Regions from separate parts of the Mus musculus genome. Here regions 2, 3, 4, 5, 6 and 7 are each linked to region 1. The links are chromatin loops, found by intact Hi-C in ENCODE. Cell type or tissue: left cerebral cortex. All regions are shown on one strand. Region 1 holds the start of Prickle1 (prickle planar cell polarity protein 1). Region 2 has its middle 34 kb from the start of D630010B17Rik. Region 3 overlaps Gm41387 (a long non-coding RNA gene). Region 4 has its middle 95 kb from the start of 9430014N10Rik. Region 5 overlaps D630010B17Rik (RIKEN cDNA D630010B17 gene). Region 6 has its middle 36 kb from the start of Gm41386. Region 7 has its middle 81 kb from the start of 9430014N10Rik.

What was found. Hi-C counts contacts between places; a loop is a spot of excess contacts. Peaks named below come from ENCODE experiments on the same cell type or tissue, not always from the same donor. Only the 100,000 strongest peaks of a DNase experiment are listed, where the experiment ranks them.
Region 2: a loop joins it to region 1, with 4 times the contacts of the local background. A loop is called at or near these places in 29 of 42 quality-filtered maps.
Region 3: it touches region 1 in a loop (3-fold over the local background); 10 of 42 quality-filtered maps call a loop at or near these places.
Region 4: a loop joins it to region 1, with 2.8 times the contacts of the local background. A loop is called at or near these places in 9 of 42 quality-filtered maps.
Region 5: a loop joins it to region 1, with 2.3 times the contacts of the local background. A loop is called at or near these places in 4 of 42 quality-filtered maps.
Region 6: a loop joins it to region 1, with 2.4 times the contacts of the local background. A loop is called at or near these places in 3 of 42 quality-filtered maps.
Region 7: a loop joins it to region 1, with 2.5 times the contacts of the local background. A loop is called at or near these places in 4 of 42 quality-filtered maps.

Annotation. Positions count from the first base shown.
Region 1 is chr15:93,592,298-93,596,297 of GRCm38, reverse strand. It overlaps Prickle1 (prickle planar cell polarity protein 1), which reads left to right and starts at 396. Exons shown (of 8, transcript NM_001033217.5): 1 at 396-604. In left cerebral cortex, no CTCF peak of the experiment used is centred here; DNase peaks (open chromatin) are centred at 1,826, 2,170, 2,474, 3,530 and 3 more places; H3K4me3 peaks cover 4,000 bases; H3K27ac peaks cover 3,667 bases.
Region 2 is chr15:94,211,423-94,215,422 of GRCm38, reverse strand. No RefSeq gene overlaps it. Among named protein-coding and RNA genes, the nearest start is that of D630010B17Rik, 34 kb to the left of the region's middle. In left cerebral cortex, a CTCF peak has its summit at 1,803 (motif pointing right); DNase peaks (open chromatin) are centred at 791 and 1,803.
Region 3 is chr15:93,687,079-93,691,078 of GRCm38, reverse strand. All of the region lies in intron 1 of Gm41387 (a long non-coding RNA gene), which reads right to left. Among named protein-coding and RNA genes, the nearest start is that of Gm30339, 17 kb to the left of the region's middle. In left cerebral cortex, no CTCF peak of the experiment used is centred here; DNase peaks (open chromatin) are centred at 220, 825 and 1,503; H3K27ac peaks cover 1,164 bases.
Region 4 is chr15:93,829,722-93,833,721 of GRCm38, reverse strand. No RefSeq gene overlaps it. Among named protein-coding and RNA genes, the nearest start is that of 9430014N10Rik, 95 kb to the left of the region's middle. In left cerebral cortex, no CTCF peak of the experiment used is centred here; DNase peaks (open chromatin) are centred at 1,068 and 2,367; H3K27ac peaks cover 1,835 bases.
Region 5 is chr15:94,251,578-94,255,577 of GRCm38, reverse strand. D630010B17Rik (RIKEN cDNA D630010B17 gene) reads right to left here. Exons shown (of 4, transcript NR_045629.1): 3 at 1,037-1,661; 4 at 1-267. Among named protein-coding and RNA genes, the nearest start is that of D630010B17Rik, 6.4 kb to the right of the region's middle. In left cerebral cortex, CTCF peaks have their summits at 165, 872 (motif pointing right) and 2,053; DNase peaks (open chromatin) are centred at 830, 2,053, 2,874, 3,244 and 2 more places; H3K4me3 peaks cover 207 bases; H3K27ac peaks cover 522 bases.
Region 6 is chr15:93,747,053-93,751,052 of GRCm38, reverse strand. No RefSeq gene overlaps it. Among named protein-coding and RNA genes, the nearest start is that of Gm41386, 36 kb to the right of the region's middle. In left cerebral cortex, no CTCF peak of the experiment used is centred here; a DNase peak (open chromatin) is centred at 2,269.
Region 7 is chr15:93,844,052-93,848,051 of GRCm38, reverse strand. No RefSeq gene overlaps it. Among named protein-coding and RNA genes, the nearest start is that of 9430014N10Rik, 81 kb to the left of the region's middle. In left cerebral cortex, no CTCF peak of the experiment used is centred here; DNase peaks (open chromatin) are centred at 1,059 and 2,003; H3K27ac peaks cover 2,311 bases.

The DNA.
Region 1 (4,000 bases):
CAGAGTTTAATTAACTCGTGCCCTCTGTACACGCCCCCAAAGGAAAGGGAACCCTAATAGGGACCCCATCAAAGTGTTTGATCAGAGGAAATTGGGTTCGCCTTTTCCTCTCCTTCACCTTTCCTATCTGGCAATCAATCCATCTGGATTATTGGCTGAACCTGGGCAACAGCATTAAAAAGGGCACAGAATCGGAGGCGGGGCGGGGCGGAGACTGGCGGGCCTGCAGACCGCAGCCCGGCCGGTGCTGCCTCGCGGGAGGGATCGCGGCCCCGCACTGTGCGCGTGGGCGCGCAGAGCCGCCTGGATCCCCTGCGTCCGCGCTCCGGGATTTCGCTGGCGCCGGCGCGACGGCCGGGGGCGGGTGCTCTGCAGCGGCCGGGACTGGAGCGCGCACTCCGCCTGCAGCCGAGCAGCGGCCCGGGAGCCGCCACCACCTTGCAAGCCCCGCGCCGCCTGCGCTGACCTGGACCGCGCGGCCGCAGCGCTACGGGCCCGGCTGCGGACGCTCCCGGGGCTGCGCACGCGGGAGCGCGCCTGACGCGGAGGACCGCAGCTCTCAACGCCACCGCCGAGGACCGCGCGGCCGCCTCTCGCGCGTGGGGTGAGTGGCGAGGGGCGCCGCGGCTCGGGCCGCGTTGTCACGGCGCGGGGTGGGACGTCCGGCGGTTTGGGAGCGCGGGGACCGCACGAGAAGAGCTGCTGGGCTGTGGCTGCCTAGAGGCTGGGCACACGGCCCCCTCGTGCTGCGTGGCAGCCAGGTTCCCCCTGCGCCGAGGCCAGCTGCATGGCCCGGAGCCCGGCCACGCGAGATCGGGGAGGCGAGGGTGAGTGGCTGAGGATCGCCTGTCACCTACTGGCGTCGGCGGGGAGACTAGGCGCCTAGCGTGCCCGGGAAGGGCTGCCTGCCCTGGAGAGGCAGCCGCAGCCTGCCCTCGGTGGAGACCCCTGCTCTGCACGCAGCTCGCCCGTGGGAGAGGAGGGGAGCCGCGACGTCCTCCCTTCTGGCAGAAAAAGTTGAAGAAACTAGGTCTGTTAATAATTAGCAGGAGCGGGACTCGGGATGCAGCAGAAAGCTGTTGAGTTTTCATTGCCCTCTAAGAAAAACAAACGGCATCGCCAACGACTATTGGCAGGGCCGTGTTATTTTTGGGACTTTGGGAAAATTGTCCACAGATTGCGTTCGGGAGACTGAAGACGGGGGGTGTACCCGGGAGGTCGTGGGGACGGCTGGCACAGCTTTGAGTCCCAGCCCGCCCCTGTAGGACTCAGAGTCTTAAGCCTGACGCACTTGGTTCCTGGTTTTAAAACGTGTCAGAGGCAGAACTGCAGCCAGGATCAAGGAGAAGAACGCACCGCGAACCGGCCTAAAAGGAGCATGTGTAAAAATCGCTGGCGGAGCCCAAGTGCACTTGTGCTGTTTAAAAAAAAAAAAAAAAAAAAAAAAAAAAAAAAAAAAAAAAAAAAAAAAAAAGAATGTTGCATTTGTGGCTTTTAGGGTAGGTTTTATGAATGACAAATTATACTTGATGAAATTGTATCTCCTATCTGTCCCTGAACAGTTCTGTCTGCCGCCTGGTTTTAATCAGCGCTTTGGGAAGGCAGTGTCTGCGCTGATGTTATATAATTGACATGGTTCGCCATCAGATATTTTTAATGTACTTTCGGACGAAAGAAACTTCATCTGTCTCTTCAGACAGGCTCAAGGTGTAGACAGAGTGAGGGCTGCAAAGGTTTGCCCTCCTCTAGCTCCAGATGTGTGAGCTCAGCTGTTGCCTGTCACTTAGGTGACAACTGGCCTTTTTCTGACTAAGCCTTTGCTGTCGCCATTATCCTCAGTAAAGTATCAGTGTTCGGAGGCCTTCTATTACCAAGAGTGGGACCGGGCCCCTTGGGAGGTGTCAGCCGTGTTTGACCATCCCTAACAATATGTCTGTTTTTAGAATAGAAAGGGGGGGAGGACCAAAAAAAACCCTGACAGCAAGATAGATACACTTTTAGATTAAGACCAACCTAATCTAAAAATTCTGTTTTAATCAAGACAGCTCCGTAAGGATGACGCAATGTTTGTCAAGCCTTTCTCCCTAGAACAATATTTACTCCCACCAGGGGATTTAAAACTTAAACAACAGCCATTTATCTTGCTGTCTGGTAGAGCTGGGTTCATTTTGCCTCCAATGTGGTCCTAGCCTAGGTGGCTGGAACAAGAATCTATCACTGGAGCCAGCTGGAGCCGGAAGAAAGAAAAATATAACACCTGCTGGTACCAGAGAGCCCTAAATGCCATCAACCAGGGAGTCGGGATATTTTATAAGCGCGTCCAGAAATGTTTATACTAAAGATTTAAAGGTTAACACTGCAAGGGCTATACACAAAAGGCACTAGAAATAAATGGATGTGTTGCCCTCAGTTAAGAGATAGCATACTTACTGATAATTTGAAATAATAATTATGACTTGTGAATGAATTCTCATGTTTCTAAATAGGCCCTAGAAAGGAAGGGCAGTTGGGGGAGGGGAGGGGGTACGCAGAATGATGTCTAAAGATGGACAGGCTGATATGAGTGAATGAGTTTAGTAATTTAATTTTTTTTCATTCTTAATTTAGTTCTAGTTAGAGAGTTACCACGGAGTGAGCCTGTTGATTCATGGACTCTTTTGAAGAGAAAACTGCTATATGTCACTAAAGTGACAAATCAACCAGTTCTGCCCAATGAAGCTTAAAGGGTTGACTTTATTATTTTTTTTTTTATAACCAAAGACCATGGGTTCACTCTTGGCTGTAATGAGTCAGCTTGGGTTATGAAAGGAACACCTAATACAAGCTAGGAAGAAAAAAAAAAAAGTTTGCAGTTAACAGCTGGAATATGATTGAGTTGGCCCTAAAAAACGGAGTTAAATTTTACAGTTTCCTCAGGGAATTTCAAAAGTGAGCTGGGACGTAAATTTGTGAAATATTATGATTAGATAATCTCTTTTAAAGTCCACAGTAACTTGTCAGTAGCGCACAAAAAGGCTAAGTTCTGCAAAGTGATGACTTTGCTGTACCAGTGGGCTAACCTGGGCAAGTGCTGGTCACCATGGGTGAGCCCCGCCCCAGTGACATTCCTAAGGCTGGAGAAATAGAATGAAGACTCTTTAAAAATTATTTACCATCAAGTAACTCTTAGAACTCTTAGTAACTCCTACCCTACCCTGTATTTTTGAACTGTCTGTCTGATCAGGGTTATGTTTGCTGATCTTTTAATTACAGCATTCAATTCCCTGAACCAAGTCGTTTATAATGGACAAATCTTCCATTTTAAAGAAGTAGAATTCCAAAAAGCAAAATGGGGTTCTGGAGAGATGGCTCGGTTGGGAAAGTATTTGTTCTGCAAAGATGAAGGCCTCAGTTCAGATCCCCAGGACCCATGTACAAAACTGGGTGTGGTCACCTATGCTTATCAGCAACCAGGGTCGCAGGGCAGGAGGGACCAGAGCTTGCTCTCAGGCCAGCCAGCATAAACCATCAGCAAGTTCTAGCTCTGTGAGAGACTTTGTCTAAACAAGAATTAAATAAGGTGGGGAGACATGGAGGATAATGCTGGACATCAACTTCTGACCTCCGTGCAAAGACCTACACTCACACACACACACACAGTGTTTCTCATGTGAGCATAGAAATGTTTATGTCATCTGAGCAACATAGACTCCTCCCCCTCCCCCCAGGAAAACAGTTCTGTGTTTTCTCCATGTTATATATGTTCTTCATTCACCTCTTACCACTGTGAGAATATTAGAACTGTGTAAATCCAGGTATAAAATGTTCTACAATGACAAGGAATAAGGGATAGGAAGGAGGTGTTTCCCTGTGGTTATGCTAAGGGACCGTTAGTTTTCTCCTGGTTATTGGGTAGAGATGTGTAGAGTTGCATAGTGGTGCTTTTAGAAAGTGGGTATGGACAAATGATTGGGGGGAGAAAAGCAGAGTTATCTGGAGGTCAAGCCGTGCACTGCTAATA
Region 2 (4,000 bases), 620 kb before region 1:
CTGGCACCTAGGATCATCAGGTCTTAGTAAGTACTGGCAGAATGGATAGATACCTTGATGATAAGTCAACCTACTTAAGACGCTGTTTTACGCCTCATCACTCTATAGGTAAGTGCCCTTTCCTATAAGAAACGCATGTGTGAGCCAGGCAGTGGTGGTGCACGCCTTTAATCCCAGCACTTGGGAGGTGGAGGCAGTCGGATTTCTGAGTTTGAGGCCAGCCTGGTCTACAGAGTGATATCCAGGACAGCCAGGGCTACACAAAGAAACCCTTTGGAGAAAAAAATATGCAAATAGATAAATAATAAAACAACCACTAAAAAAGATAGCTAAGGATGATGCTGTTTGGAACATACACACACATACACACACATACACACGCACACAGAGAGAGAGAGAGAATGAGAGAGGGGGAACAACTCATGAAGCAACATTGTTGAAGATCAGAGCTTTGAAGAGCAGATATGAGTTTGGGAGGTGAGAACAGTTAGGACAGGACAAGCCTACCACTCAATTCCTTGATCTGTGTTCAAACTCAACTTCCAGCCAGTAAATCTGGATATGTGATCTAGGTGATGCTCACTACTCTGGGTAAAGGGAAGATGACAATAGCTTCTGTCACACAGGAGAGCTGTGGGATTCACAATAGCCATAGGGAGACCCCCGTGGTAGTGAGTGATCCAGTTCTTACGCAGCTACACAGAGCTTCAGAGTGATCCGTTATTCAGATGGTGGCAGCAGCGGCGGCAGCAGCGGCAGCATATCTCAGAAGGAAATGAGCACCAGATGTTCTGTGCACACGTGACCTTAGACTCTGCAAACAGCTACAGCCACCTATGGAGAAGCTCACTATGTCCTGTGTGGGCGACTCTGATCCTCAGAGGTTACTTCTGTCTTGGGATAGATCTCAAACCATGGGGAGTGGTTGTAGGACTAAGATTTGTCAGTGAGCAGCGCTTGACAGGAGCATAAAACACTGCTAGAGTGTGGGGTGTATGTGTCAGGGGGAGCTGAGCAAGGAGTAATCTTAGATTTAAAAACTTGTGCTGTCTTTCCCCCAAATCCCTCTAATAAATACAACTTCCCTTCATGCTTTAAGGAAACATCTTTCATAGAAGGTGAAGGATTTATTGGTATAACTGCCTCATCTGAGATTCCAGGAAACATGAACACAGTGTGGTTGCTTTTTCACTTTAAACTTCTGGGAAAGCCAATCAAAACCACAGCATAGTATCCCTTGTGCCTCTCTTGGAACGTGGCAGGGACTCTGGTCTCCACTAGTACATTCTGTCTGACCTGACCAGGAAATCTCTACACCAGGTTGGTCTTTCCTAGCTAACACAAAGACCTAGATACATTTTGTTTGTTTCAATGGCTTCCCAAGGGAGATGGGGCAACAAAAACTCCCTTCAGCAGGTGTGGCACAGTTTGTGCAATCCTGTATTGACAACAACAATAGCTACCAACATCATATTTCCGTTGCTTTTATTTCAGTGATTTTAAAAGTGAAAAGTCAACATGTTATTATTTATAGATACATATCAGAGGGATTGCTATCTCCCTAACAGTGCAAATATTTCAGTGACTTTGAAAATGAAACGCATTCTAACTCCTAGGTCTATTCAGACTCAGTGTATCTACCTCTTGAGACTCAGCCCTCCTTGCATTGTGGTTTTCTTGCAATAAATCTCCCTTTTCTTATTAAAATCTAAGGTGTATTTATTATTAGAGATGCCTCTATCAGTTCCTTGTCACTAAAGAGGACCTTTCCTTTTCAGCTGTATTACTCTGTGGTGGACAAGAGAGGGCACTCTTGTATTTCATGTGAAATCGAGAACATGATTTTTTTTTCCCCAACTGTTTAAGGATTGACTAGAGAGAAGTGAGGTTTTTAAATGGGCTGGAAAAAAAAATGTAAAACATAAAACATCGACACAAATGTATCGCTTTTACAAATAAGTCAAACATAAGAGAATTTTTGGAAGATTACCCTATAAATCGCTTTAAAGAGATTTTGACAAACAAATGCAAATAAGAAGAGACATAAAAATCCTTTTCTACTAAGCTTGACTTAATTCAATCTGAAATAAGTAACCATTAGAAATAATGCAGTTTAAGAACGATGAGAAAGGCTTTCTTACATTCCAAATTTCACAGAAGCTAGGGTTTTTACTTGAAAAGAGTGCTCTCCCCTGATCTACAATGGAATCAAAATCATCCAATTTAAAGTAGAAAACAATGGAATGATATCTCCCCAGCTCCAAGGAGGAGGATTTTTATCATTCTAAAACACAGCCTGGCTGCCCCTGATTATATCCCTTTGGGTTGAGTTGTGCGGGAACTGATGCTAGAACCCATAAAACAGAGCCATCAGAACCTACCAAGTATTTATTCTGTTGGCCCTTTGCTCCCAGGACCACTGGATCCCGTAATCCTCCAGAGGATCCTAAGCTTTGCAGTTGAATGGATTCGTATGGATTATTTTCTCCAGCAGCTGCTGCTAATAGTCAAACCCCAGGGAAAGATCCAGAAAGAGCTCCGTAGTGGACCTCAGAGGGAGCCGTGTCTGGGAACAGCACCCTTATCAAAGACCAAAATGTCAGTCATTCAAAATAAGTACTTATTTATCTAAAATTCTAAATGCTATTAGCACTCTGTTGAGGGTAAGACTCATAACAGACTAAATCAACAGTGACATATATGTTAATACGTCTATTATTTTTATTCTTAAAGAATTCAAGTTTTTAAGTTATGGTAATAAGGAGTCAGGAGTAAAAATTACTTTGTTCTGCATTAAATTCGACTTCTATTGGCTTACCATGAACTGTTTCAGTGACTAAAATGTGTTATGTGGCATTTTCTATCTCCTGATTAAAAATTATTGCTAAATTTTGTTCTTTAAGACTTATGTTCTTAAGAGGAAAAGTATTCTCTAGGGCTGGAGAGATGGCTCAGAGTTGATAGTACCCAGTACTCTTACAGAGGGCCTGGGTTTGGATCTCAACACACACATAGTGGCTCACAGCCATCTGTAAACTCAGTTCCAGGGGGATCTGGCACACATGCACGTAAAATGAAAATATATATATATATATTCAACTACTCTATGCAAAATTATTCATTATTGTTTTGAATATATGTAACACAAAAGTGTTCTCATATTGTTCAATTGTCAGCCTCCCTTTACACTGACAGTTTATTTTGATTGTCAACTTGATGGGCTCTAGAGTTATCGTGGAAACATATCTCAGCATTTCTATGGTAAGTGATGTAGATTGCCTCAGCTAAAATGGAAAACCTAGTGTGAATGGTATTATTATATAGGCTGGGGTTCCAGGTTGAATAAAAAAGAAAAAGCAAGCTGAATGCAAACATTCATCACTGTTGGCTTTGTAACTGTGAATTCAATGTGACCAAACCAGCCACTTCCTGTTTTTCCTGCCATGCTTGCATTGCCTGTATGGACTGCCTCCCTCTGAAACTGTAAGAAAAATAAGGTTTTGGGTTTTGTTTGTGTCTGTTTTTTAATCGGGTTTATCTATCTATCTATCTATCTATCTATCTATCTATCTATCTATCTATCTTTGTCACAGCTTTGAGTAAGTAACTAATATAGAAGATTTAATACCAGAAGTGGGGTTATTGATGTGAGACCTTTATTTAGTGGTTGTAGACCCATGAAATGGGTCTTCAGGAGGTATATAGAAGATCTTTGAATTTTGCTCTGGAAAAGCCTTCAAATGCTGTGAGGAGACACTGCTGGGGTATTCTAATAGGAGTTCAGAAGACAAGAAGGCTGAGAGAAATATAGACATTGGAAGCGTATCTCATGAAATTTCAAAGGGGAGATGAGGACTCTTTTTGGAGCTGGTACAAAGACCGCTCAAGTTATATTCTGGCTAAGAATCTGGCTGCATTTTCTCATGTTATGAGAACCTGAGTGAAGCTGAACCTGGAAGTAATGGACTAGTATTTCTTCTTGAAGAAAATTCAAAGTAGG
Region 3 (4,000 bases), 95 kb before region 1:
TAGGACAGCCTTCAAAAGACATTAAGTACATTTTTTTTTAAAGGAAGTAAGTGATGCTGATATTGAGAGTTTTCCTGGTCAATGTGAGACGCTGGCAAGCTTCCACTCTCTGTTCTGCACGATGCTGAATCGATGAGCTCATGTGTTTGGGGTGGGGTTTAACTCTCCCTTCTGTCCCGGGAAGGCTTCTTCCATTCACAGGGCTAGATCTAAAACTGAGACAGCCCATGAGTATGGGCAGCAATACTGAAGAATGTATGAGGGGAAAGTAGGTGGTACTGAACAGGCCCTGTGAGGTAGATGCTGGCTGCATCTGGCTTGAGGGAACAATAGGTCAAAACAGATCAGTTAGACGTCTTCATATAGTTTTCTATCACCCTCCCCCCAGTGTGTGTGTGTGTGTGTGTGTGTGTGTGTGTGTGTGTGTGTGTGTGTCCTCCTTGGATGCCCTAAAGCAATGGGAGAAGCAAATAAACTGAGTGTGACCTAACCAACAAGACGAGCCTGGCTGCTGACGCAAAGGTGACCGAAACCCAGGCAGAGAGCTTCAAGGTAAAGGAAAACAGGATGAAAATGGACCCATGGACTCTTCTAGATTCCAGACAGGATGTTTCAAAATCAGAGGGAAAGAGCCCATGAAAGACAGAAACTATAAAAAGAAACCATCTCAAGAATCGCTAAAAATTACAGTCTCTGCTTAAAAAAAAAAAAAAAAAACACTACGGAGAGATCTGGGTGAGAAGAAGAAGGAAGGCGTGGGTTAGGAGCTGTGATTGCACAGCCTGCTTGCTGATGGGGATCCAATTTTAGAATCCGAATGTGAACGCTGCCGCAGACTCTGACTCTCCTTGCCTGGGAGCTTGCCTCTGCCACCCACATCTGCACCCTATGCAAGGCCAAGGGCTGTGACCTACAGAGCTCTTACTCTGTGTCAAGGCAGGATCCTAGATCCTTTCAACACAGCCTTTACTCTTCACCGTGACTCAGCCAACAAAGTGTCGCTGCCTCGTCTAGTGTTAGCAGCTGAGGCTCAGAAAGATTAAATAAATAAATCGTGAAGCTAATAACAGGCAGGCAGGGCTGGGATGGACTCCAATGAGTTCGAGTTGTGATGCCAATCCGGGATGGAGGTATAATGGGAAAATAAGAATATAGTATGACATCAGCAGAAGTATGACATCAGCAGAAGTATGACATCAATGGAGGCATGACATCAGCGGAGATATGACGTCAGCAGAGGTATGACATCAGCAGAGGTATGATATCACCCAGAAGACAGCAACAAGGATGAAAGTAGATAGTGTATTTGAATTCTGTATCTCTTTCCTACATGTCTAGTCTACATTGTACAGATGTACAATACATTATCTACAGAACACATTATCTCACCTAATCCTCACCACCCTACACAGTAGGAACTCATGTCTTTTGATACAGGCAGAGAGCTTTGAGCCAGCGCTCTTCTAAAATGAGCTACTACACTTTAGAAAACATAGTAGTGCTGGCCAATTGCTCCTCACTCCACAAAGAAGCACTAACCACTTCCTGGGAGCTCCGCACTTGGGACATGCGGGAGCGAAAATCAGTGATGCAGACAAGTGAACATCCCTGCTCTCACAGAACTTAAACTCTCCTGGCATGAGGAGATAGAAACAAACAATCCTGTGAGTTAGATGTGGTGATAAGTAATCCTGGGGAAAGAAAGGAGACGGAGAAGACAAGTATAGAGCAAGATGGGCTGCTATGGAAGGCTTCCTGGACACGTGTGGATGCGGACTTTAATGAAGTACCCGCGTGAGCATTTGCAGCCTAGGAACAGCAAGTGCAATGGTCCTGGGGCAGCCCAACGTGAGGTAAGGTAGTAGAAGAGGAAGCCAGAGAGTAACCTGGGGCAGAAATAAAAACAATTGATTACTCAGTCACTGGACTTTGGATGTGAGCCACCTTAGAGCCTTGGTGGGGTGGGGATGTGGGAGCTGACTTAAAAACGAAGACTTTGACTACAGATGGCATGTTCAAGAGGTATTCTGAGGAAGGAAGCCAAAAAAAGCAGTAACTGAAGAAGGAGAAGGGTCTTTGGAGACTGTGTTGAGAAGAAAAAAATGGTAACTAGGTTCAAATAGGAATAATCCAGTAGTTTAGCATCGTTGGCTGATAGGGGACGTGCCTCCACAATGTCCATGAAGTGGCATGCCTGAGTCATGACTGTAGTCGCCAAAGGCCCAGCACGTGGACCAGGCACATATGGGCAGCACCGCACTTCTCAGATTATGGTCATTTCCTCCAGGAAGTGCAAAGGTTCAGCCCAGACTACTTATGAGAGTGAAGGTAAGCATTTAGCGAAGGAAAAAAGGAGACAATCGTCCCCCAGGAAGATCAAAAGGCGCACGCAGTTAAGAGGGGAGGAGAGGGGAAAGACAAAACTGGACCCAGTGGGCATCAGTGGTTGTGGATTCCAGCTGAGAACAAGAGTGGTCCAGAGGCCACCCTTAGGCATGCTCAGTCAACAGCAGAGCAATGGGCAGGGAGAAGAGAAGAGCAAGGGAAGACATACACAGACTAGACTTAATGATGATTCTAACAGTGAGAGAGATAGTGAGAGGTACAATGGACAGAGACCATGGGGAGGCTGGCAGAGAGCAGGTACTATGAGAGACCGGCATAATCTCGCCTCTAGTTTGAGCTGGATAGAGGAAAACCAGTGATCCTTTGAGAGGGCTGGGGGTGGGCAGAAAGAAGTAAGTCTTCCTGAGGTCAAGGAAGGAAGAGGAGATTGACTGAAGAGAATGTTCCAGTTGTCCTTAAATTCAAAAAGGCCAGGGAAATACTTTGAAAGAAGGCACCAGGGAATTAGAGTCTGCCCATAAAGTTGGCCTCATCCTGATCTTCATTTGGTGAATGGTGTGAGGGAGGTAGCCCTGCTGAACCCAGGGCAGCAGACACAACTCCCCAGTATTAAGGTCAGGCTGCCATTAATAGGACCCTGTGGAATTCTACCTGACTCTCTTGGCCATGGATGGAGGCCTTCTCCGTGCCAGTGGAGGAGGGTGGTCCCTCTCCTTTGAAATCTAACATAAAACTAATAGGCCCCCAAGAGAGCTTACTTCAAGGATAGAGGTAATCTCTACCTTGTCCAATGGAGGATCTACTAGCACACGTCTGACCCCAACCACAACCGGCACATTTTTTGATCATTTTCTTATCACTAATATGAGACTTCTTATTTATCCACCCAAGAAAATCATTTTCAACTGGGAGATCATAGAATGAATCAAACAGAACGGGTTAAAATCCCAAGGGAGCAAACACTTCTCCTTAAATAACTGAGGTCTACATTTCCCAGAAAAAAAATGACTGGAGGTAATAATTAGAAAGGGGCTTGTGGTATCATGGACCTTCGGGATGTTCTAGAAGATATAGCAGAGTGGTATCTGTACCTCCTGAAGAAACTATTCCATAGCACTGGCTCCCTATGAAACATCAAAGGAACCTATCTGTGGACCACTTTTCCACTACTTTGTAAATACTCTGTGATATGGAGAGGACACTGACTCCCCGACAGAAAACATCTACCCCCCCCCCCCAAACAGTGGCCAAGGGACCCTCACAGAAGGTAAACTGCAGTTGTGGGAAGATGTGTGTTTGGTTTGGACCAGGACAAGGGATTGAGGTGTGTATTTTTCATATCAAAGCAGGCATGGCTTCCAAGTTCTCCCAGCATCCCTCAGTCTCTATCTGGCATACCCTGCCCCCAACTTTGAACTTCCCAGCCCTGGGGTTGGGCTGTCCTTTCCCCAAAGGCTCTTCCCTATATAACCCAGACACTGGTCTCCCTCTTTTTCTTCTTTTCTTTGTCTGCACATGTGCCCTTTCTCCTTTCTCTCTTTCTTCCCCTCACCACCCCCCCATCTCCCTCCCCATGGCAAATTCCTTGGCCTCCTTCCTTGTGGCCAGCAAACTCACCCACTGGAGAGCAACTTCCCAATAAACCTATCTTTAA
Region 4 (4,000 bases), 240 kb before region 1:
ACTGGTTATCATAAACAACAAGCCTTAAAAGAAAGAACAGAACGTCAAACCGAGTACTGCTCTGGCGGCCTGTAATTGGTATGTATGTTCCTTAGAGTCTTGGTTGTGCCCACAGGAATCAAAACATCAACCCCTCAACCAGTGTGTAGGCACCCAACACGACCTGTATGCTTGTTTCTCCCCACCGAATTCCTGCTTGATAGTGCTCCACACAGGCCCGTCCATCAAGGAACTCAAGTTGGATGAGAAACACAAGAGTCATAAGCAAACAGACATCCAGAGTGACAAGCCTGGAGCTGGTGCAGAGAACACTTCTAGCCAAGTGCCTGCCTCTTGACAGCTGCTCACAGAGACCTAGTGTTTCTCTCTCCCCAATGTCTCAACCTATTTTCCTTCTCTCACTTAAGGTCTACTATGATCTTCAGGCCCACAGAGAAGCCCCCCTGCCAGGTCTCCCCAACATTTTGGACTACTCCTTCAGTTTTCCATTCTCTATCCCCAGCCCCACTGGCCTGCCAAAACTTCCTAGTACTTCCAGTTAGGCATCCTTGATGCTGACCTCCCACCCTGATGGCTGGCTGTGACCCAATTCCATCAATCTGTCTTCCAGAGCCCAGCCATCCACAGGAGACCTGTCCCAGTCTTTCATTTAACCAAAAGATATATGCCTGTGTCATATAAAGGTTTCCGTTTTTAGGAAGCCAGTATGCATGCAGGTAATCACACTGGGTGACAGGCAGAGCATTGATGTTAAAGATTTATAGCAGTGTCAGACAGGGAAATAACGAATGATGCAGCTTTTCCAAAACCAGGAAGTAGGTTGGTTCGTACAGCTACCCCCTTTTAATTCTACCTCAGCTTCCTAGTTTCTGGGTTGGCTCAAACAATGTCCAAACCGGCGGCTGCAGCACCAGCAGCTTGCAAGTAGGAATGTCAGTACAGATCTATTTCTGAGGCGAGCTCAGCAACAGGCGGAGTTGGAAGTGTGAGAAACACAACTGAGGCTCATGGCTGCACATGAGGGGGGAGGGGAAGAAACACGGGGCTCCTCCAGAGGCACCAGTGCCCTCCTCCTCCCAACCACAGCTTATTACAAACGAGTCTCTATTCCAGCTCCTAACATGACACGCCAAGCTGCAAAAGAGGCAAATCATTGTGGGACTTGACCGTGTTTGCTTTTAGTAGCCAGTACCGTCCGTGCCAAACTTCCCGTCTTCTCGCCAAGTACAGAATTACAACACAGAGGAAACTGTCTTTGCTGGGTGATGGACTTGCAGAGTCTCTACCAGTGATCTAGATTGCACTGTTCACTGAAAAGCTCAATATGGAAGAGACAGGAGAGCTGATGTTACTCTGAGGGTTACACACTCCTCAATATGTACCAGGCACCATGGAGGAAGATTTAGGCAGTTGTTTTTTCTAAACTAAACCACCCAAAAGACTCTCCACCAATAGCTAGGACCTTGCATCAGTTGGTAAGGCTTCAATGACCAACTTACTGAGTTAGCATTTATAATGCTAGGGAGTCTGTTTTGTGGATGTGGGTTCTTCATCCTGCCTGACCAATGCATGACAACCGATCCTGTCCAGGACAAGGCTAGAGAAACTCCATCTGCTCCCTCTCGCCATCACTGTTGACTTTGGCTAGTCTTTAAGATGGCAAAAACAAGAGCCCCTTCTACCCCGCAGTAGAATCTGAGATACGTGAAGGAAACTGGCCATTCCTCCCAACAATGAGCAAAGAGGTCATGGTGAGACTTAGCTTTGAGACTCAGCACAGAGACAGCCAATTCTCCCTTTCCTTGAGGTCTGCTCTGGGGTGTTTGTCTGCGATAGCCTTTTGAGATGCTTTGCAGCATGTGACTTTTAATTTCCCTTTCTTTTCAAATTATAGTGTTGGTTTACCTTTTCTTATGATAATGATCATTTCCAACTTCCTTTTCTTACTAATATATGTTAGCAACATTCACTGTAAACTATTTTTAGGATCATAACTTATTTGTTTTCATTGGCCATCATTCTTTATTGATTCCTAACTACCTCATCCTCTTCTTCTTCTTCTTCTCCTCCTCCTCCTCCTTCTTCTGTTCCTACTCCTTCTCTTTTTTCTTCCTCTCCCTTCTTTCTCTCCTCTGTCTTTCTCTCCTACATCTCTCTCTGTATGTATGTGTGTATGAGACAGACAGGCAGACAGACAGACAGAGAATATGTACATGTGTAAGTGCACCCCTATATGCTCATGTGCAGAAATAAGAGTCAGGTATTGGATGTCCTGCTTTGTCACTCTTCAAGTGATTCCTTTGAGACTAGGACTCTCACTGAACTTGAAGCTAGGCATGCAGCCAGCAATTCCTGTGATCCTTCTGTCTCTGCCCACCCAAAGCACTGAGATTCCGAGCTTGAGCACAAGTCTAGCATTCTATATGAGTGCTGAGTCCCAAACCCACGCTTACATGGCAAGCGTTCTTACCCACTGATCTCCCTATCTGCTAAGACAACCTGGAGGGGGACAAGGAGAAGGCCTACCTGCACCTGACAAAATTTTCAGCATGAAAGGGAGGTGATATCTAAAGGCCTACAGATTTAGAAGATTTTCAGGTTGACAAAAGACATGAATTTTTAAATTTAAGATTGAGACCAAGAAGAGATGGTCATCAAATAAAAGATATAAATTCTCTGATTTAATAACCACATCACGGGACACACATGAATCCAGCTTTCTACTTCCATACATGACAATTACATTCCAAAGACCAATGAGATACACACACACACACACACACACACACACACACACACACACACACACACAATCTTAATAGCAACCAGAGAGAAAAGACTGGCTATCCAAAAAAGAAACAGTTGTTAAATGTTTGGTCTGCTTCTTACCAAAAATAATCAAAGCCAGATGATAACAGCAAAAGGCCTTTATAATGCTAAGAGCAAAGAGGGATTCTAACTATCCCAAATAACGAGGGCATAACTAAGGTAAATCCACACAAGGGTCAGGCACCATCACAATGTAACTTCTAACCCTGAAGAAACAAACAAACAAACAAACAAACAAACAAAATTACTAGACTCTGCAGAACAATGGTGAGAAAGACCACCATTGGCTACTCAGCAGCCAACTGACAACCAGACTGTCCATCAGAGAGGATGAAGAGAGTCTATACTCCACCCAATCTCCTCACTGCAGCCTGTTCCCTCAGTTACATCAGTTTTCCTCCCATTGGTCAACATGATTGAATGTAGGAAGATGTTGTTCTTGTCTAGAGAGTAGACAGAAAAGCTAGAAGTGAGTCTGGACAAGGTCGAAAGACAATGTCCAGTACCACCAACATCACTGATGCCTGCACAAACATAGCTGCCCTTCAAATAGTAGGTCAACATAAAGACTTTCCCAATGCTTGGGAGATCTTACAACATCAGACAGCTGACAGACCGTCTGAAAAGGCATATGTTTTACTTTTTTTTTTTTTTAAATAAACCCAAGGGTAAATGATCCATTCCCAGAAATTGTCAAGAGCAAAAGTCTTTTGAACTGTAGGAAACACCCAGAGACCGAAGAACAGTGTTAGTCACAATGAGTAATGAGGCATGGGGTAAAAGCAGAACTCAGGGTGGGATACAGGAGGCTGTAATGAATGAAATAATAGTGTCTGCCCTGGTCAGAGGAAGGATGGAGATATGGATTAGTTTCTACTTAACCCTTACTCTTAAAATCTATAATAGTAATCACAAAATTAACAGAATGCCTTAGCTAGGATCTTACTGCTATGAACAGACACCATGACCAAGGCAACTCTTACAAGGACAACAGTTCACTGGGGCTGGCTTACAGGTTCAGAGGTTAGTCCACTATCATCAAGGCAGGAACATGGCACCATCCAGGCAGGCATGGTGGAGGAGGAACTGAGAGTTCTACATCTTCATCCTGAAACCTGCTAGCAGGATACTGGCTTCTAGGCAGCTAGGATGAGGGTCTTATAGCTCCCAC
Region 5 (4,000 bases), 660 kb before region 1:
AAAATTATTTCAGACAGCACATTTTTTTGTCTGATACAAGATAAGTAAGGAAACGGACAGTTTTGCTCCAGCTCAAACAACCCAAAGAGAAGAGAGTATGGGGTCCGTTGGCATTCTGAATACTGGACAGCAGAGGCTGCTGTTGAAGCAACCCAAAGAGAAGAGAGTATGGGGTCTGTTGGCGTTCTGAATACTGGACAGCAGAGGCTGCTGTTGCATCTTGTACAGTGTTCTTCTGTAGAAAGCTTGCCAGGGCTGTGACCTCCACTGAAGGCAAGAAAGAAAGATGAAAGTAAGTGACTAGGGTGTGGACTTCCTGCCCAGAAAGCTCCAGGTATTACAAACAGATGAAAGCTTTGCTGCTAAAGTGTCACCAGCACAAAGGTGGCATAAAGGACAGGGAACTGTAGCTGAGGCTCACCCACACAGTTATCTCCTCTAAGGTGTGGTTAAGTTGTCCTAAGAGTCCCCTGTTGCCGGATTTCTGAAGATTGTCATTGAGCTAAGATGCTTTGACATGGGGTATGAGTTAGGAGACCTTTGCTTTCTGACATCCTAACAAGACCAAATGCTTGTACAAAAGTCTGTGGCATTCTCCCTGTTGGCACAGGTCCCAGATCTCTCCCACTTGTGCATGGAGATGTGTCATGGAATTTGCTCACAAAAAAAGGAAAGAAAAGAAATCATGATTACAGACATTCAAACAGGGCTGGGAGGAAGGCTCTTGATGGGTGGGGGTGGGGGGGCTGTTGTATGGTCATAGAAAGCAAGAGCTGGCAATGGTGACTGTGGCAAATTACCAGTCCCATTCTCCAGCTAGCTGAGGGAAGCCAAACAAGTGTCAGCATTGGACCTCAGTCCCTTTGTATCCCAGCAGGGGGCTCACAGATGGCAAGCCCTCAACTCGAGTTGGCTGGTGCTCACAAACCATTTCCACTGTCTCATTTAACTTCCGCAACAACACGACAGTGTGCAAGGGGATATCTTTATCCCCGCTTTAGTAATAAAGAAGATATACACAGGAGTTTAATTGTACCTGCATGTTAAGGCCTGCCGCATAAACAGCACAAGGATTTCCTCCAGCTCTGTCTGCAGCCAACAGCCATGATCTTCTGTAGTCTGCATTGGACTTCTGGAAGGTTCTCTACGAGCATCGTGAGTGCCGCACTTTCTAATGATACACAGCTGCCAATGCAGCTAACCGCCTGCACCCAGAGGTTTGCTTTTCAAACCTATGTGCAGGTGGCCCTGGGGCCAACGCCATCTCCTGAGAGCTCATTAGAAATAAGCGTCACAGCCTCAGAGCCACTGGACCAGAAGTTATGTGTAAACAGGATGCTGGGAAGACTGGTTTGTTTCTTACAGTACACAGAGTGCTTGGAGAAGAAGGGCCGCAACCATTCCTTGTAATTGGCCAGAGAGCAAATGTGCTGGGCCTTGAATTCTGCCGTGACTTCCTTTGCATTTTAAAACCGTGAGAAGTACAGCTTCATACCGTTCTCCTGTCCTTCGATGTGGAGAGGCAGATGGTTATCTGTGGCGAGCCAAAGCCCCACTCGAGACTCGTCCTTACTGATTTTCCTTAGACGGACTTCGGACTCTTCAAGGTTCTCGACTTTTGCTTAATGATAAGATGGTCTAGGACAATGGCTCTGTGGAAGCTGAGATCAAGCCAAATAGAGAAGCAAGGATCACTGCTTTACAGTGAGTAAATTCTGAAGGGCACCACGAATACCTCCCCACAGCTTCCTTTGAGTATCCGTGAGAGTAGTGTGAGTCTCCGTAGAGAGTAGCAGGTGCCACCCTCATTCCTGCACAGTCACCTTCCAGGGGACTCTGATTTCCTAGCCTGTCACAGAAGGACCAGGTTTGTTTTTTTGTTTTTTTATTTTTGTTTTTGTTTTTGTTTTTCTAATCAGTACAGGAGAAAGCAGACTTGGCACAAGGGAAGATGTTTAAAGAGGCGGAGAGAAGTTGCAAGAGCTCTCAAAAGGATGTCCTTCTATGTTGGCAACAGAATCAATTCCATCAGCGCGCAAATTGGATGGATGTCTCCACTAGAGGTCGTGGTTGTCTCTGTATCAAGACCAAACTACTACCATCAGAGGGTTGGTTCTCACACATTCGGGTCTCAAGATCTCTTTAAATTCTTTAAAAAAAAAACGTGAACACGAATCAGAGCTTTTGTTTAGCAGAATTACATCTATGGATATATAATGATGGTAAATAAGAAATGACAACTTCAAAAGATGTTTATCAAAGTTGACAAACCATTATGAGAGATTATAAATATTTTTATGAGAAAATAACTGTTTTCCATAGCAGAAGCATAGATACTGAGATGGAGGACAAATGTTTATGTCTTTACGAATCGTTTTAACATCTGGCTTAACAAAAGACGCTTGGAGTGCCATGTCACATCTGCTCAGCGTTCAGCTAGTCAGAAAACCCCACTGCAAAGTCTCCAGATGATAAGCAAGCATTTGCTTCTGTCTTAGTGTTATTATGAGATGACCCAAAGGTCACGGGCTCCTTGGAGGATCACATGGTGGCTCACGGTGGTCCTTGGACCACATCTTGGAATTTACCACTTAAGGCAAAGAGAAAACTAGATTTCATAGTCTGCGGAATACAGTTCAAAACTCAGACCTTCATACCATGTCTCCAGCCACCTTCCCTGACATTTCTCTACTATCTGAGGCGTGGGATTCTGTCGGCTTTCTGTTAGGCCACACCCTAAGACCAGGATATAGAAATGGAGGAAGGGGAGAGGGAAAGGGAGAAGGGTACGGAGGGGAGAGGAAACCAAGGGTCCAGAGTACCTTTGGAAGCACACCTTCAGTCATAGCCACGCAAGACCCTCAACCAGCCCTTGCCTCTAGTGTTCCACTTCCCAGTAGCACTAAGCTGGGAATGAGCGTGTTCCAGAGAGCGTAGGATCCAAACTACAGCGACAGCTCTGCCGCTCTTCCCTAATCTTTGTATTTCCCCGTTCTTAGGTCTCTACATTTTCATTTTGGGTCTTTTTCAATTTTAGGTCTTTTTTTTTTTTTTTTAACCAGATCACCGTCTGTCAAGTGTTCTATATCCATACTGAGTCAAACACAGGATTTTTAATCAGAAACTTTGAAATTTGAGCGTTCTGTTACCAGAATACTCTGTCTTCCCAGAAATCTGTTTCAGACTTTGGTCCCGTGTCTTGTGTATAATGACATGTTTAAGCTGATGTCTACAATGTCATTTCTATTTACTAAGGAGAAATCTATATCTCAGTCTCACTACATACAGGCGTCTGCCTTTTCCAAATGCAACCACTAACACTATTTCAGTAAAGGGATAAAATAGATGTGCGGATTTCTAATTCTGGTGCTGTTATCCTATTATCTATTTATTGGCTTTGATCAGAGCTGGGTTGGCCTCAAACTCACCGCATAGAGGAAGATACCTTGAGCTCCTGTTTCTCTCCCCACAGGGATTATTGGTCTGAGCTGCCTCCCCTGCTTACAAATACATTGTAAATGGGACTTCTTAGATGATAATAATTTCTTTTAAAGTGTCAGGATTTTTTTTTTAAACACCAGAGAGATTGAAGCTCAATATAGATGAATTCCCGGTGCTTGTGTGAAATCAGAGATAATGAATTTTAAAGCATTTCTTAATTCTCAAGACTCTTATTCCAAATATCGAGTCTCTAAATCTATACTGTCTGGTCATAGAGCTGAACTTGATTTAGATCCAGGGCCACTGAATATCAAAGATTTCTATGCTTTCAGAGAAAGTTAGAAGGGCTAGCGGAACTGAACGAACTCTTTGACACAGACCCCTGGAAGTAAGTATGGAGAAAGAGCCGAAGCACTTCATATGTTAGTAAATAAATGTGGAACATAGAAAATTTGATTCTGAAAGTTTGCAATTGAGGATGTTGTGACTGGAATAAAATCAAGATGGAAGATGGGAAATGGGACATTCGTTCTTGGCAGCCAACCCTTAGTTGCTATCC
Region 6 (4,000 bases), 150 kb before region 1:
TAAAAGCACTCAGAGGAGATTACAGATGGCATCGCTGCCCACTGTGGAACAGAAAATTATGTGGTGAGAGGATGTCAGGCATACAACCATTGCCTTGCACACCTTCAAATTATGCACCCTTGTGAGCCTTGAGCCAAAGAAATCAACAGAAAGAGAGTGCTCACTTTGCCTTGCACACCTTCAAAAAAAACAAAAAAACAAAAAACCTAGAAGTAGTCTTTCCACCTCAGAATGTATTCTATCTTTTCGTGTCTCACTTTAAATGTTTCCTCTTCCTGTTAAATTTACACCAAGATGAGCAGTGCCTCTTGAGAGCTGCATCCATTTTTTTCTAAATGAGACTCTGGTGTGTTAAAAAAAAAAAAACAAACAAACAAAAACAAAAGAAAACAAAAGCCCTGCATCTTTCTCTCTAACTGAAACTCACATGTCTTTTGACCAGCATCTTCCTAACCTGCTATTTCCAACCCACTGGTAGCCACCATTCCTATTTTTGGCTCCCATGAAATTGAATGTCTTCTATTCTACATATAAATCAAGTTACACAATATGTCTCTTTATGGACCTATCTTATTTCACTTAGCATCATTTAGCATAATACTCCCCAAGTTCTTTTGTTTAGTTGAAGTCCCACCTCATATCAAATAACAAACGAGAGAGAGAGAGAGAGAGAGAGAGAGAGAGAGAGAAGGAGAAAAGGAGAAGGAAAGAAGAAGAGGAGGAAGAGGAGGAAGAAGAAGAAGGAGAAGAAGAAGAAGGAGAAGAAGGAGAAGAAGAAGAAGAAGAAGAAGAAGAAGAAGAAGAAGAAGAAGAAGAAGAAGAAGAAGAAGAAGAAGAAGAAGAAGAAGAAGAAGAAGAAGAAGAAGAGGAGGAGGAGGAGGAGGAGGAGGAGGAGGAGGAGGAGGAGAAGGAAGAGGAAGAGGAAGAGGAAGAGGAAGAGGAAAACTAGATGAAGTGCTACAGAAAGAGAGCTTTCGGTAGGACAGGGTTCGGTAAAGGAAGAGAACTGAGAGAGAGAGAGAGAAAGAGAGAGAGACAGAGACAGAAAGAGAGACAGAGAACACATATCCATCAGTATATGTGAGATATATCTCAGAAAAGAAGAATCATGAGGATGCCTTACACAATGGAGGTCGAATAGTCCAACACTGGCTGTCTCCATGCTAGAGAGGCGAGAACCCTGTAGCTTCTCGGTCCATAAAGCTGGACGTCCCAACATGGTGCTGACTACTTGGAAGAATCCTGGATAGTCAGTGGTCTCCAGTCTACATTTTAAGTCAAAAAGATCCCGGATTCTGATGTCAGCAAACTTCGGCAGTAGCGGTGGTGGCTGCAACAGTGGCGCAGGATAGATACCTTCAAAAGCAAGAAGTAAAAACCAGTAGGCAAGTAAAGCTGCTCTTTTCTTGGGTCACTGTACCTAAGAGAGGGTCTTATCCCCTCACCACCTCCAAGGTGCCCTCACAGATCTGCTCAATGCTATGTCTTAGTCAATCCCAGATCCGTCAATCAGACCATCGTGATTAACCATCCATCATGGTTAGCTTTGACCATCAACTTGATACAACCAAGACTCCTCTGGGAAGAGTCTCCATGAGGGCCTATATATGTTGGTTTGGCCTAAGAGCATATTTGTGAGACATTGTCTTAATTAGGTTAACTGATATGAGAAGCCCTAGCTGACTGTGAGCAGTACCATTCCCTAGACAGGAACTGTGTAAGAGTAAGGAAATCAAGCTGGGTACAAGCAAGCAAGCAAGCAAGCAAGTAAACGAGCAAGCAAGCATGCATGCATGCATCTACTCATTTCTCTGTCTGCTCTTGTGACTCGATGTTTCAGGTCTTTGCTGCCTGACCTTTCCCAAAATAATGGACTGCAATCTAGAATTGTTAGTTAAAACAACTCCTTTCTCCTCGGAATTGCTTGTTCTCGGGGTGTATTGCCACAGTGACAGAATGAAGCTAGAATACCATCACAATGGCCTACCTGAAACTCGAAATACAGATGAGAGTTAGGAGTTTGGCTTTTTGTCGTTTTTTTTTTTAAAACCTCAAACTCTTCAACTTTATGTGTGCCCACACAAAGGTTCTTCCTATAATTTGCTAACCCTCCAGTCCAATGCCTTTCATTCTTTTGTATGACATGATAGGGATCCTTGCTTGTGACAATATAAAATCAGTATTCAATTTAAAAAATGGAAAAAGCAGAATGGCTGGGTGGAGGAATGAAGGGGTGAGAGAGTGAGTCATTCATCTGCAAGAGGTGGGATGCACTGAAGAACTTTTATGCAATCTTATCTCACCATATGTATTTTACTAAACCATTAAAGTGACTGGGAAGATGAAGCCCACAGAATTTAAACATCGTTTTAAACAAAGATAAAGCAATGTTGGTGATGAGGCATCCCGTCCAAGAATTAATGCACTCATAAAAAGAAGAAAATCATAGTTCCACAATTAAAATACATCACACTGTATCACATAATAGTACCATAAAACAAGTGTTAAATAACTCAGTCACCATAAAAAAAAAAAAGAAAGAAAGAAAGAAAGAAAGAAAGAAAAAAGTGCCCTACCTAAAATAAACTACTGGAGCCATGCAAGAGAATTTTTCCTTCAAATATATGCTTCCTTGTTTAAAATATCTGCTTATTTTCAAAGATATTAGTTTGACCCACATAGTTCAACATTCCAGACCTAAAACTTAGCTGTCGCCAATAGAAGCCATTGTTGCAGAATGTTGTGTCCCATGGTTTTGTAATAAGAAAATACTTAAAGCATTTCTAAAAACAGCAGCAGCAGCCATGGAGAAGTACATCACACAAAACACTAATATCAGAGTCTCTCAGTTGACAATTAAAAGGCAAAGCCTACCTCAGTGCAAGGTATAAGGCACTTGGAGTGCATGCATGTGTGCCTGCCTGTGTAGCTGAAAATGACTGTATTTCTTTTCTCATCTATGTGTAATCTTCATTATGACATGGCTGTGCTGCCCGCTGCTTTATTCATATAAGATGGCTGGAGCAACAAAAGACCTATATTATGACACTCTTTGAGACATAGGTAAAATTTTTTAAAGCTGAAACTATAATCTAAAAATATTAAGACAACCTTTTTTTTAAGGTATTAAATTGATATTGACTGTGGGAAAAAAACTGAAATAACAATTACAAATCAATGAAGAAGAAAAATAGAGTCTGAAGCATTACTTCAGACAGGTACAAACTTACAATGGTGATTTTACCACACACCATTTAATAAATTTCTTCCTACTAAAATGTAAAGATCCTGAAACCATAACTAGTTTTATCCACTTGCCTGTGAATTTTATAATTTCAATTTTCTTAACAGCAGAATAATATTCCATTATGTCTACGTACCACATTTCCATATCCAATCATCCGTTGATTATCATCTAGACTGTTCCCAATTTTGGGGGGAAAGATGAAACTTAAAAAGAGTTTCGATTTGCAAATTCCCTGATGGCTAAGGATGTTGAACATTGATTCAAGTGTTTCTTGGCCATCTGTATTTTGTCTTTTCATAATTCTGTTTACTTTTACTCCCCTTTTTAAAAAATGAGCTCTTTATTTTATTACTGTTCAGTTTGGGGTTTGCTTTTGCTTTGAGTTCTTTATATAATTTAGATACAAAGCCTCTATCAGATGCATAATTGGTCTTTTTTTTTTAATGCCACTCTGTAGGCTGCCAGTTCACTCTAATGACGCTGTCCTTGGCTGTGTAGGTGGTTTTTAACTTCACAAGGTCCGGCTTACTCGTTATCGATCTTCATACTTGTGCTCTCAGTGCCCTGTTCAGAGAGTGTCCTTTCCTATACCACTGCATTCAAGCCCATTTGCCTGCTCTCTCTTCTATCATCTTCAGGACATCTGCTCTTACATGGTGGCCTTTGATCTGTTTGGAGTGGAATTTTGTACAAGGTGATAAATGGATATCTATTTTCATTCTTCTACCTATAGATTTCCAACTTGACCGCTAC
Region 7 (4,000 bases), 250 kb before region 1:
GAAGAAAACTGTCTCCCATGTGATTAGGAGGAGGGTCTCAAAGCCCAACCCCACAGTGACACACTTCCTCCAACAAGGCCACACCTACTCCAACAAGACCACACCTCCTAATAGTGTCACTCCCTAGGCCATAAATATTCAAACCACTACAAGGTATTTCTGTGAAAAATGTCAGCCAGGCATGGTGGTACACGTCTTTAATCCCAGCACTCAGGAGGCAGAGGCAGGTGGATTTCTGAGTTTGAGGCCAGCCTGGTCTACAGAGTGAGTTCCAGGACAGCCAGGGCTACACAGAGAAACCCTGTCTCAAAAAACCAAACCAAACAAACAAAAAAAGTCACCGAAGTGGATTAGCTGAAAGGAGGAGACCCACACTGAATGTGGGAAACGTCATCCCTCAGGCTATGAACCCGAAAAAATGAAGGGCAAAAAGAAGAAGCAGGTGTCTTCATCTTTTCTGCTCCCTGGCCTCTGATGTGATGGGCTCTACCATACCTTCTCTCATCGGATGATTGATAAACTCTAAAACCTTGGGAGAGAAGATGATACATGGGGAGAATAGAACAGAGAAAAGCAAGGACCAAAGAGATAAAGTAAGGGTATTGATGACATTAGTTCCTAGTCACTGTGACAGAACACTTGGCAAACAATTCACTGAGGAAGGAGGATACAGTTTTGTCCAAGGTTTCTCTGGGTGTCTTGGGTTTCTTCCAGTCATGGCAGCCTTGGGATAGCCTGACCTATTCCATGGCAGCCAGTTTCCTCCAAAGCTAGCATTCCCAAAGACAGGAAGTGGAAGTCTCTGAGACTTGAGTTGGTCATATTCTATTGATAGAATAGTCCCAGGGCCTTGCCTGACGAAAAGGAAGCAGGTACAGATGCAAACCCCATCTCTCAATAAAGAAGCAAAGCAAAGACACCTTTCGTATCTCACAGATGTGTGGGGCATCACCAGCAGAGATGTAGAAAGACAGTCCTAGAACACAGACTGTGGAGATGGCTCCTGGAGATGCACTCAGACTTTCTTTCTCCCAGCTTAGAGTGTAAGGCTCGTAGGCAGGAGGAGGGAGGGCTGGAACTACTTCCTTCCTTTGCTGAAAATGCAAAGTCATTTGTGTAGACCAGAGAGACATCATTTCCTTACAGAAAAGGAAACTGGGACTCTAATTTAACACTTCTCAGCCTGGAGATGCTTTATCTAGGTAGGGATGAGGAAGTCTTGTGGTCAGTAGTCGAAAGGGAGAGTGCTTTGTGACCATTCTTTCTCATTCTTCTGTGTTTACAGACATCCTCTGTAGGTTCTTTATAGTCCCCTCCGCCATACTGGTGAGGGTGTTTGTTCACTGTTGGTATTGTTTACTGTTGACACTGCATACATTTTCTCACCTGAGTTCCCATCAAACTTCGAGCAGCTAAGGTTAAGCAGGCGTCTTCCTACACCCCGCTGCCAGCACACGCCCTTCCCGCTCTGCACCAATAGTTTTTGTTATTGCAAAGTGTGACAACTTCTATGTATAAGTTATATCCTCAAAGGACTTCTCATGTTGAAGCGTCATAAAATAAAGGCAAACACCACAATGTACAAGCAGCAAAGACTACAGTGGTCCAGGAGATGAGCCTAAGATATCAGTTGGCTTTTAGGCGATCACATGATCCTGGGTGATCTCATGAAGGCTATGCAAACACACACACACACACACACACAGAGAGAGAGAGAGAGAGAGTAGTTAGGATACAAATTTAGAAGAGAAAAATATTCTTTAAGCAACTTTTTAAAGACAGGCATATGTTCTAGGGGCGTGACATATGTTGACCATATAAATGAGACAACTAAATCTAAATCTAAGTGTTTCCTTTCTTTCCTGCTTGCCTTAACTGATCTTGCAGCAGAACTGAATCAGCGACCACTGTTGCCTGTCTTAACTCCTCCTACCCAATGTTCCATCATTTTAACCATCATAGCTAATGAGACTTGGACTCTGCTTGGCACTCTCTGCCAGTAAAACGCACCCCTTTCCTGCTCAACCCACCCTCAGGTTTTCCTTAGTGTGAGATCATCCAGAGTGTATCATGGAGAAAGTTATCAGAAGCAGAGGGAGGGACAAGAGCCAGGCTGCCAGCCCCGCTGAGCCGCCCTCACCTCGTCCCACACACTCTCTCTGACTTCACTATTTTGCTGCCGATTCATCTGTCATCTGCTCCTCAGCACCCTCATAAATAACACCAAAGTAAGCTCAATCAGAATTGCTAGCTCACACAGAGGGAACGGCCCGAAGAACAGCCCCATAAATGTGGGACTCCGGAGAGCGAGAACTGAGACCCAAACATTTAAAAATGTCTCTCTCCCAGGTCACAGAGCCAGAGCTCCTGATGCCAACGTGACAAGTTCCAAAGAGAAAGAAGGCTACAGTCCTTTTTCTTTCTAAAGACTTATTTTTCAATTTTTAATCGTGCGTGTATGTGTATGTCTACATGTAGGTATGTGCACATGAGTGTGGGTGTCCCAGAGGCCAGAAGAGCTCATTAGATCCCTGGGAGCTGGATGGTTTTGAACCACCCAGCATGGGTATTGGCAGCCTCACTTGGGGCCTCTACAAGAACAGCTTGTACTCTTCATAGCGGAACTGTGCATCCCTCTCGCCCCTGCCCTCTTAACAAAATGAAAAAATAAATCACAGGAATGCTACTTTAAATAAAGGACTCATCCCACCTCCTTGACTACAAATGGCCTGAGAATATCACAGATTTCTCCAAATTCAAAACAAGGGACCTCCAAGTGGGGATTTTAAATCAAGTCAAGGAAAAGAGGGAGAAGTGCCCAATCATTAGACGAGGAACATGTTGTGTTTTCCAGGGTCTTTCTGACCTACAAGGAATGTTGACCAACTGTTTTGTACATGAAAGTAAATGCTTACTGAAAATTCACTCTAAGAATAAGAAATTTTGTGTGTTTTCCTTCTAGGGTCAAATCCATGCCTTCCATAAATAGGTAATAACAATGCAGATTAAAATGTGTTAAAATTGAAGGATAATGAAACTTTAATGATAAAAATATGGCTTTATTAACATCCAAGCGACAACACTGAACTGCTAAAAAATAGACAGTTCCTCTTTAACCATCAGAGAGGAAACTGGCTTGCAGAATGCCAATTATACAATTAGGAAAACTATAATAATGTTTGCCTGTTTTTGCTTTAATAACTGTGTTATTATTGAAACAAAATAGTACTTATGTTATCCTCACATTGAAGCCAATAAAAATTATAAGGCAGCTGATTTTGTTTAAAATGTCTATTTATTACAGATTTCTTTCTAGATTTAACCACCACAAAAATGATTTTATGGCTATAAATATGGATGACCAGATAATTTAATACCACATTATCTTAGCCAAATCAAATCATAACATATTTGACTTTTATCTTCCACACAGTAATTTCTCTTTAGCTGTTTTTTTTTTTTATTCCCCCAAGCTTTCTTGATATATTCTGACTGGCTGGTTGTCTGGCTTTTGGTCAGTAACCACAATCATACAATGCACAGTGACACTGCAGAATGCATGGGGTCAAAAGCCCTGCAGTTAAGCATAAGACATGTGTGGAGTTAAGGAGTAAGACCAATACAATGAACCGAGGCACAATTGGTTGTGGAAAGCTGATGACGAGCGCATGGCTTGGGTCGAAGTGTAAAACATAAAAAAAGAAAAGAAAAGAAGTTTCTTTACCAGGGTCTGTGATTGAATTAGACTAGGCTAGCCCTACACTGTGGAGCTCACAGGAAAGAGCAAGCTAGCAAGAAAGTCTATTATGCCAGATTATCCTTTCTTCCATCCACCTGGTCTATGATGAGTCCCTAAGAAACAGAGAGCTGACTATAGCAAAGGGTAGAAGGAATCAGGAGGCAGGGCGCTCACTCATGTGGCTCTTCCATGGCCAGTGTCCAGCCCAGTTCAGGGGTGCTGTGTTTCAGTGGCTTGTGGGAGCAATCATAATCTCCATAA